2 separate regions of the Homo sapiens genome follow, and region 1 is linked to region 2. A link is a contact called in ENCODE Hi-C or POLR2A ChIA-PET data. All regions are on one chromosome and are shown on one strand. The core of a region is the stretch at or near the end of the contact, and the rest is flanking DNA. Distances in the headings are between cores, read along the strand shown. Region 1 has its middle 27 kb from the start of LINC02031. Region 2 overlaps SOX2-OT (SOX2 overlapping transcript).

Evidence for each region. Hi-C counts contacts between places; a loop is a spot of excess contacts on that map. ChIA-PET counts read pairs that join two places held with the same protein, here RNA polymerase II (POLR2A). Pooled maps may share reads with other maps.
Region 1: a loop to region 2 is called in a map of ectodermal cell, with 3 times the contacts of the local background. The contact joins two enhancer-like sites. A Hi-C loop is called at or near these places in 5 of 168 maps with a recorded cell type or tissue (cardiac septum, dorsolateral prefrontal cortex, ectodermal cell and 1 more), 2 of 37 single-sample maps with no recorded cell type and 4 of 50 pooled maps. POLR2A ChIA-PET finds 5 or more read pairs at or near these places in 1 of 52 experiments (H1).

What each region holds. Positions count from the first base shown.
Region 1 is chr3:182,615,341-182,619,627 of GRCh38, forward strand. No RefSeq gene overlaps it. Among named protein-coding and RNA genes, the nearest start is that of LINC02031, 27 kb to the right of the region's middle. Within about 2 kb of position 2,956, at least 3 of the 41 ENCODE cell types and tissues checked have a DNase peak (open chromatin) inside an H3K27ac peak, as active enhancers do.
Region 2 is chr3:181,724,809-181,728,986 of GRCh38, forward strand. All of the region lies in intron 6 of SOX2-OT (SOX2 overlapping transcript), which reads left to right. Among named protein-coding and RNA genes, the nearest start is that of SOX2, 15 kb to the left of the region's middle. RefSeq lists an enhancer at 2,780-3,518. Within about 2 kb of position 1,905, at least 3 of the 41 ENCODE cell types and tissues checked have a DNase peak (open chromatin) inside an H3K27ac peak, as active enhancers do.

The sequences.
Region 1 (4,287 bases), core at 1,706-4,205, 890 kb after region 2:
ATTTCATTCTGTTTTTTAAGCTTTCTGGTTTTTGTGTAAACCTGGAAAAATTGTTCATAAGCTCAAGTTCAACTCCAGTTATAAATTCAAAGATGTCTGATTAAAAACTCTCTACCTTGTTGTGGAAACTCATTTGTTGTAATATTCCATTAAGCCAGCTGTGAGCTGGTCAACTGAGCACCCACTGTGTGTCAAGCACATCTGAAAGAATGTAAATGCTTGAAAGGATCATTTAAGCAAAACCTATACAAAGAAATATACTCCTAATTCCTTTATTTTTTGATTCTGTTATTTTATATCATTGACCCTTAGACACAACCATTGAAATTAGTCCAGAAAGAGAGTGTGTATGTTTTATGTCATTCGTTTACTCAAAAAATATTTATAACCATGTATTCTGTACATGATGCTGTGCAAATCTGAAGCAGATGCAGATTATCTAATCCCCAGCTCCTAGGAGCTTGTTATCTTGTAGAAAAGATGCTACATACAGATATACCTATCAACCAAAGCAGTATTCATGTGCCATTAAAAAACACAAAGTAAAGAAAAATGAAAAATTATTTCTAGCTGGAGACAGAGAAGAAGTAAGGTGAACCTCTTGAAGAAGGTGGTATTTATACTGGTCCTTTAATGGCGAGCAGGATTTCAATGATTAAGAGATAGGTTTTAGGGAGGAGAGTCCCTGAGGGCCTCCGAGAAATTAGGAATGACAGGCATCAGCAAAGACTGGGAGAGTCAGATCCATGACATCCATCCATGAAACGTGGCAGAGTCCCATCTGGTCAGCATGTGAGATACAGGCAACAGTGAGCACCAGGTTGGGAACGCTTTGCCTCAGCGGAGTTTAGGCATCATTTAGTAAACAAGGGCAAAGCATGGAGGATTTGAAGAGCAAGGGGAAAATGCTCTCAGAGGTGTTTTAGGAAGAACGATCCGGCACTATGATCTATTTCTCCTTTCCCAGAGAAAAGCCCTACAACCTATGTCCCTCAAAACAATATGTTTATCCTCAATGTCTCTAAAAAGTGCTATGGCCATCCCTAGTAGCATATTAACTGTTTAAATAAAAGCATTATGTGAAAGACTGCAGTCCTTATGTCAGGGTAACATTGAAGGTGCAAGGCACGTGTCAGAAGATGAAATAAACTCAGAGTAACCTATCCCCTCTAGAGTCCTGGCTTTAAATTCAGGTTGCATCATAAATGAATAGGGTTTGGTGGCCTCCCGCCTATCTCCTGGGAACATTTGTTTGATTTACAAAAGTACGACACAATTTGACACACTCAGTATAATTAGCATTCGCTATTTGGGAGAATGCCCCCAGACAGCTAGAATTCAAATGCACCGAAGCCAGACCTGAATTTTTTTTCTCTGTCCTCCTCTTCCATTTTTTTTTTTCCTGCTCTCTCCTTTCTTCATCAGAGGACCATGCAAGCTGGAGATTCGAGGAAGCAAATCCCAGATGTCCCGGGTGCTCTACACACCAAATCAAGCAACAAAATGCATGTTTCAGCCTCTACCGTTCTGCTATGCGTAGAGAACAGAGGCTGTTGTTATATGTTCTGCTCCCCAGACTTCTTCATGCAACTGTTGATTACACAGTGTTGGTTTCACATAAAGAGTTTTTCTGGAAGAAGTCCCATTTCAGAGAGAGGTGCTTAGTATTTAACAGTGCTCCTGCTAATAATGATTAAAGTTATTACTGTTACTTAAATAAAGCAGGGCATAAATACATAGAAGACATTGGGTTAACTACTGCTCACAACATATGAAAATATCCTCTTTTCTCAAGCACAGGAGTTTGCCTGTTCATTTTAAATCTGTTTAATTCCAATTTTAGGGGGCCTTGTGACAGTCATCCAAAAGTTAGCTGCCAAAACTGTGACTATATTAAGCTGTTTATCACACACCAACTAAAGGTGGTGCGTGCTGGTAGACACACAGAAAAGCAAAGAAAATTGGAGCTCATTAGCCAGGGAGGCCAGGAAAGCTTTAGGAAAATTCTGAACTGGGAAATATTTGTTAGAGAATTTTAGTTGTGTTTCTTCTAAGGACAAAAAAAAAAAAAAAAAAAACAATCTAAGTTTATAAACAGAAGCAGCATAAATGAGTTAATTTTAAAGTTATAATAGACAATGAAGAGGTGAGGATAAATAGAAAACACAGACCTCAAACTCCAAGGCAAGTGAACGGAATCTTCAATTTCTTGATCCTTTGGTTTGACATGGTTGACACGCTTCCCATGGCTCACAGCCTGAAAATGCAAGGCAAGAAATTCATTTTCTATTTTTTTTCTATCCAAAAGTTACATGTGTCATTTTAGAATCATCACAAGTTTCAATTGGATGGGATCCAAAAAAATGTCATCTTCCTGTGAGTGCGTAGCAATATAGCAATGCAGAAATGGAATCATAACTGACCTGGAAAACAAGGAGGGCCTCTCCAAACTCCACATCCGAATGGACACACCACATTTGGTTTCTTCTCAGCAGTGACTAATTTTGATTAGATTTGAAGGCCCAATTTAAGCTTAGCCTAGAAGCTGCTTCCACTGCTTATTAGTGGTCTGTGCCCTCATTAACTATCATTGAAGAATGAGGTGGAAACAATCATTCAAGAGCATCTACTCAACTCTACATTCAAAGCCACAGCAGTTTATTTTATCCTTTGGTTTGGTGACGGCTTGGGAAGGGGAAGTCAATTTTCCTTCATTTCTTGGAATAGAATTGGAAACTAATTGCATGTTGCTCTTAAAATTCGTTAAAAAATAGTTTGAAACTAGCCCATAACGTCACATAACCATAGATGACAATTGGCCCCTAATTGTACCTCAAAGTTTAGCCACTGACGGTTCATTTGTATTTTCCTTCTCAACACGCTTTCCCCCTCCCCAGCACCCCAAACAAAACATGCTACTTTTAAATAAGATTTGTGGAAAGTCCTAAATGGGGTACCATAGACGAGTAAACAGTGTCACCTAGTGGGCCAGAGGACACTAGGAAAAGAAGAAAACTAGTAATCTGTACAAATGAAAATACCGGCCAACTGACAGCATTAGGCCACATTTTGCCTTCATTTTTGCCCTCTGTTGTCAACCATGAGCAAAGAAGAAAGTTTCCTCCAGGACACACTAATAAATAATCACAAACAAATAAACGCCAAACCCCACAGCTTTCCCTCTCTAGTTCCCTAATAAAGATCTTACCTAAGTAAAAATAACAGCTGGCATTAATTCAGCATTTACAGAGAGCGGATATTTTGCAGAGAGCTTTACCTGGGGCATCTCACTTGGTTACCCAGAGTCCCATTATTGGTTAGGGAGCTTTGGTGACTTGCTTGAAATCATAGACTCTGACACAGCCCCTGTGGTAACACCTGCTCTGTAGTACCCCCCACACAGCCCAAGGGCAAACAATGAGATCTCGGAGGGACAAATATATGTAATAACAGAATCATTAGACACATATTAAGCATTTACTGTGCCCCAGACTATTTAGGGGATACTAAAATGCACTGACATGGATCCTGCCCTCTAACAAGTTGTCATCTAAAGGATCCATTTGTAGAGTACTTTAGAGTTACTATCATTTCAGGCTATCTTCATGTGCCTACAATGTAATCAAGGTCCTGATTTTAGAAATGAGGTTTTGGGATTCATCCAAGTTCACACAGGTAAGAAGTGGCAGCCCTTCAGATTTAAAGGTGAGTGGATCACTCCACCTCTTGCTGCCTCTTTCACCAGTGCAGCTGCTAGAGATCTCTGGTTTCATGACGAGGTATGGAGGCCACAGACGGCAGAGAGCTGACTCAGAGAACAATTACCACAGGGTTCAGGGGTGGAATGTTCTTTCCCTCTACCATCTCCAAACCATCCCAGCCTGACAGGAATGACCATAAATCAAATCTCTTGATAGATTAGATTAAAACAGATAATTCCCATTCTGTGGGTCTCAAAGAATGAGAACTATAAGGAGATTTTCTTAATTTAAAAAGGGGTGCCGGGCGCAGTGACTCACGCCTGTAATCCCAGCACTTCGGGAGGACAAGGTGGGTGGATCGCCTGAGGTCAGGAGCTTGAGACCAGCCTGACTAATATGGTGAAACCCCATCTCTACTAAAAATGCAAAAATTAGCCAGGCGTGGTGGCAGGCACCTGTAATCTCAGCTACTCAGGAGGCTGAGGCAGGAGGATTGCTTGAACCTGGGAGGCGGAGGATGAAGTGAGCCAAGAGCATGCCACTGCACTCCAGCCTGGGTGACAGAGTGAGACCCCATTTCAAAAAA
Region 2 (4,178 bases), core at 655-3,154:
TTTTTTTTTTTTTGTGGTGGTGGTGGTCCTCAGATCCTAGCAACCACCTAAAGTTTCCAGTAGTAATTAGAGCTTTTATCGGGCTTGCTCTTCAGCCCTTTATATTGCCGATTTAGCGTTAAGGCATTAAGTCCACACACCAAATTAGCGCGACTCCCAAATAGCCACAACCACTTATTCTCCCCTTCCCTCATTTTGGTGGTTGGACACCAAGAGCATGGGCCTGGGACTTTTTTTTTTTTTTTTTTTTTTGGTTTTACTTTGTTTTGATTTGATTTTTAAAACCTATTCGCTACCGCACTGTCTTGGAATATACTTGTTTCAGGCAGAGTTTTGCAAGGGACCTGAGCCATTATTTTGCAAACGCCTGGAAGAGCACATGAAACTCAGAGAACTACAATGCAGACGACAACGCCTAGAAGGAATGGGTCCCCGCTGCTCGAATGAAAGATTAATTACATTTGCCCCAAAAGCCCCAATTCTAACGGTCTCTATCGCGGCTTTTGCCGTCACTGAAGGACCGCTGTCTCTGGGGTCTTCAGACATCGGAGTCCTTTGCAAATGAAGAGCCCCCACCATTTGGAATTCGGGTCAAGGAGAAAGACTCTGAGCCTGCAGCAGTTTTTGTTTTTGCGTGTGCCCGCCTCTCCATTTTATTCAACTTCTTCTGCCTGTCGGGAAGCAGAACAATCGCTCCCCACCCACCCCCCTCCGCCCCGTTTCTAAGATAAACAGGAGGTGCAAAATGCTTTGCCTGCACACGCGCCCTCGTGGCCCAGTCTTCCTGCAACCCCCAGCGCACCGGCCATGCATCTGTCTCCCAACCAGACGTGGGAGAAGACATCCCCCCTTCACTCTTCCCACCTGCATTTAAAAACCATCACATTGACTGCTCTAGAGTCAGGTTCACATTTTTGGCCCTCCATGCCACCTTCCAGTTTCTTCCCGGTCCACTCTCTTTCTCAGGACCTAAAAAGTGACGGGGAGAGGGTGAAGAATTGGAGAAAGCAGCGGATTTTCAAAACGTATCCCCCCCGCCCCCCCATCTTTTAAAGTAGTATGTTACCACAAGGAGTGCATTTGGGAAACTTTCCCTAACAGGAGCTGGGCGCAGTGTTATTCTTCTCCATGGGTCTGCTGGCCTCCCCGCCCCCGCTGGACAATGCGTGCTTTGAGACTCGGTGGCCTGCAGGCAGCGGGAGACGAGGGGACTGGGCAGCCTTCCTCCAAGGGGCCCGCAGCTGGGGGAGCGCCAGGCAGGGAGCAGGGACAAGGAGGCGAGCCACGCAGGAAGGAAAACCATAAAAGTGCCATTTTTTCCCTTAGCCCTGCACAGAGGCAGGCTTTGAGGACCTAGGGGCAGGGCAGCTGGGGCGGGGTGGGGTGGGGGTGTTGAGAGGTTTTGCGTGTTCTTTTTACCCCCTTTCCCCCCACTGAAACATTTTATTTCGGCACATAATTATGCACTGCAGATTCTCCAGCCTCCTCGCCCTCAATCTTGGTAACCTGGTCTTTGGTTAATAATATCGCAACTCGGGACTTCAACGCTCAGACCCCCTCCAGGCCCCAGCCTCCGTATTCTCGGAGCCCTCCACTACTGATACCTCTCGCGGAGTGCGGCGCCCCGGGAAAAGCCTCTTGGCCAGGGACTCTGGGACATTACTTTCTAGTTTGTTTTGTTTTTTGTTTTTCTCCCAGAGACCACCACCACCCTCATCCTCTTCAGGCAGCATTTAGGAGAGGACCTCTGAGATCAGCAGAAGGCCTCAGACGGTCACCATATTGGTGGAAGCGTTTGTCTGATGTTTTAAAACGTATACCAAACGGGGCGTCAGGGCCACGTGCTGTGCCTTCGAAACGCCGCCGCGGGCCCTGCCTTTCAGAGCTGCGGCAGCCGGGGCTGGCGTGGAGGGGGCGCTGAAACACCGGCGGGCGTCAGGGGCCAGCGCTGAGCTGCAGATCTGGCCGCAGCGCTGAGTGAAGCGAATTATCTGGAGCGTGTTTGATCTGGGACTGCGTAGTCAGCTTCTGCTTTATTTGTTTGTTTGTAATCTCATATTTAGCAAGCCGGGACGGTGGCAGCAAGGGAGAAAGGACGGGATGGAGGAGGGGGCTTCGCGGTAACCACACCCCTTCCTAATGAGTTAATTTCCATATTTGCGCCTCCCGCATCTAGCGCCCTCTTTTTTTTTTTTTTTTTTTTTTTTTTTTTGCCTGACGCCACTGTGCTGTTGCGTCTTGCGCAGCGCAGACACCTCCACTCTGGATTGAAACGAAAAAGCTCGCGGTAAGAGCAGAAAATTGGTCTATTGATACATTCGCTCCGAGTGTTGATCTTGGCATCACCGATAGCCGGTTAATTCCCCCACCCCGCCCCCGCCAGTGGGTCGCACGCGGATTGCCGAGGGCTTGCAGGCACTCAGGCAGACGCAGACAGAAACCCACATCGACCCCCCCCCTTTCCCCGCCTCCAGCTGTCCGACCCTCAAGTCTCTTTCTTTTTCTTTTTTACCCAACTCCGGATTATTTTCCCCCTCAAGGTGAGGGCAGTGAGAGCAGCGAGGGCACAGTCCGCACAAAAAGGGGGAAAATAATCGCAAACCAAGGAACCAAAAGTGAAAGTTTCAAACTAGATACCAACCCTGATGGAGGTTGGGTGCTGACCCGACTGTGGGTACTTAAGAGAAGGAAGGAGGGAAACTGAGGTGGTGAGATTATGTCCACAGTATGGGTCGGTTAAAAGTTGTAGTAAAGAAGTTTTGGGAGGGCCCTCACTAGAAACTCAAGGCGGGTTTCAGCTGATTTAACCTGGTTTCCTACACATTTTTGCGGTGATTCTGCTCTGGAAATTGGCGAAAGAGACAGACCTTTGCAATTGCTCACCCCTCCCTGCCCCCAACCACCCTGCTTACTTTCGCGAAGCGCATTAGGATGTGGGCTCTGGCTTGAGCTCCAAAATAGCTTGCTTGTCAATTGCGAGCTGCAGCAATATCAAAGTGAACTGTCCCAAGTAACTCTTGTCTAGAAGCTGGGAAGAAGCTTAAGCAGCTCGCTTTAATGATGATTTGTAGCTCGGCGAGGGGCACGGACAGCAAACACCCCGCAGGTGTGTGCCGTAACACCATCATCCGGACTTGAATGTAGATTACTCTGGCGATCGTTTGATCGGCCCTTTGAAACCCTTTACAATTGCCTGTGACGAACGGCCAGTCTCAGTTTTTCTCTGAATAATCCCTGAGGGTAAGTCCTCCGGGCTTTTAAAGAGCTCTAGTATTTTTTTTTTAAAGAATAAAAAGAAAAACGTTCGATTTTAGTTTAGACCTCGTCAACTTTTAGTCGCTAACAGGCATCACTCAAGCCAGTCAATACTTAATGACCGTTAGTTACCCTTGCTGTCTTCCTAGAAACCATATACATATGTGTGTATATATGTATGTGTGTGTGTATGTACCTACATACATACTTTGTGTTTATAAAAAGGAGAACAATGTTATTAATTTCATTTTCTTTAGTTTCATACCTCCTTGCCTGTTTATAGAGGTGTGTGGGGGTGTTTATTGTAAACATGCATTATTATTATTAATGCCATTGTTAATCTTGTCTTAATGCCTTCTCTGTTCTCTCTGAATTATACCTACTCAGTGGGAGTTAACGTAAAGGTTAAAGCTTTACAAAGTAAAACTAGAGTTTAACCCCCCTCAGCACCTTCACACCAACCGCTGTCACCAAAATGAAAATGTAGTGCTGTTCAACCTTTAATATTTACTTAGAGTATTTACATAAGGGGAGGGAAATGAACTTTTGTCTGAAACATACAACAAGCGGCACTTTGATTTTATAAAATAAATGTCAACAATTGCTAGGGCTTATCAAACTGGGGTAGGGAGTGGGGTGGAAGTGCAGTTGGATTAAAGGCCCATTCCTGCCACTTCAGACTACAAAGGGTTACACATAATAAGTGCCGAATTTGCCTATTGCAAAAGTTTTCTTGGTGCTTTCTAAGTCACAACAGGGGAGGGGGAAAGCTGTCGTTTATTATCCAGTTCTGGGCAGGAGCAGACCCCAGTACCAAGGGGCTCTTAGCTTTGCCCGGCAGAAGAGGGGTAGCCTTTCAACAGCAGCCCCCTTTGTTCTCCTGATCTCTTTCCCAATTTCAAGCTTCACTTGCACATCCCAAG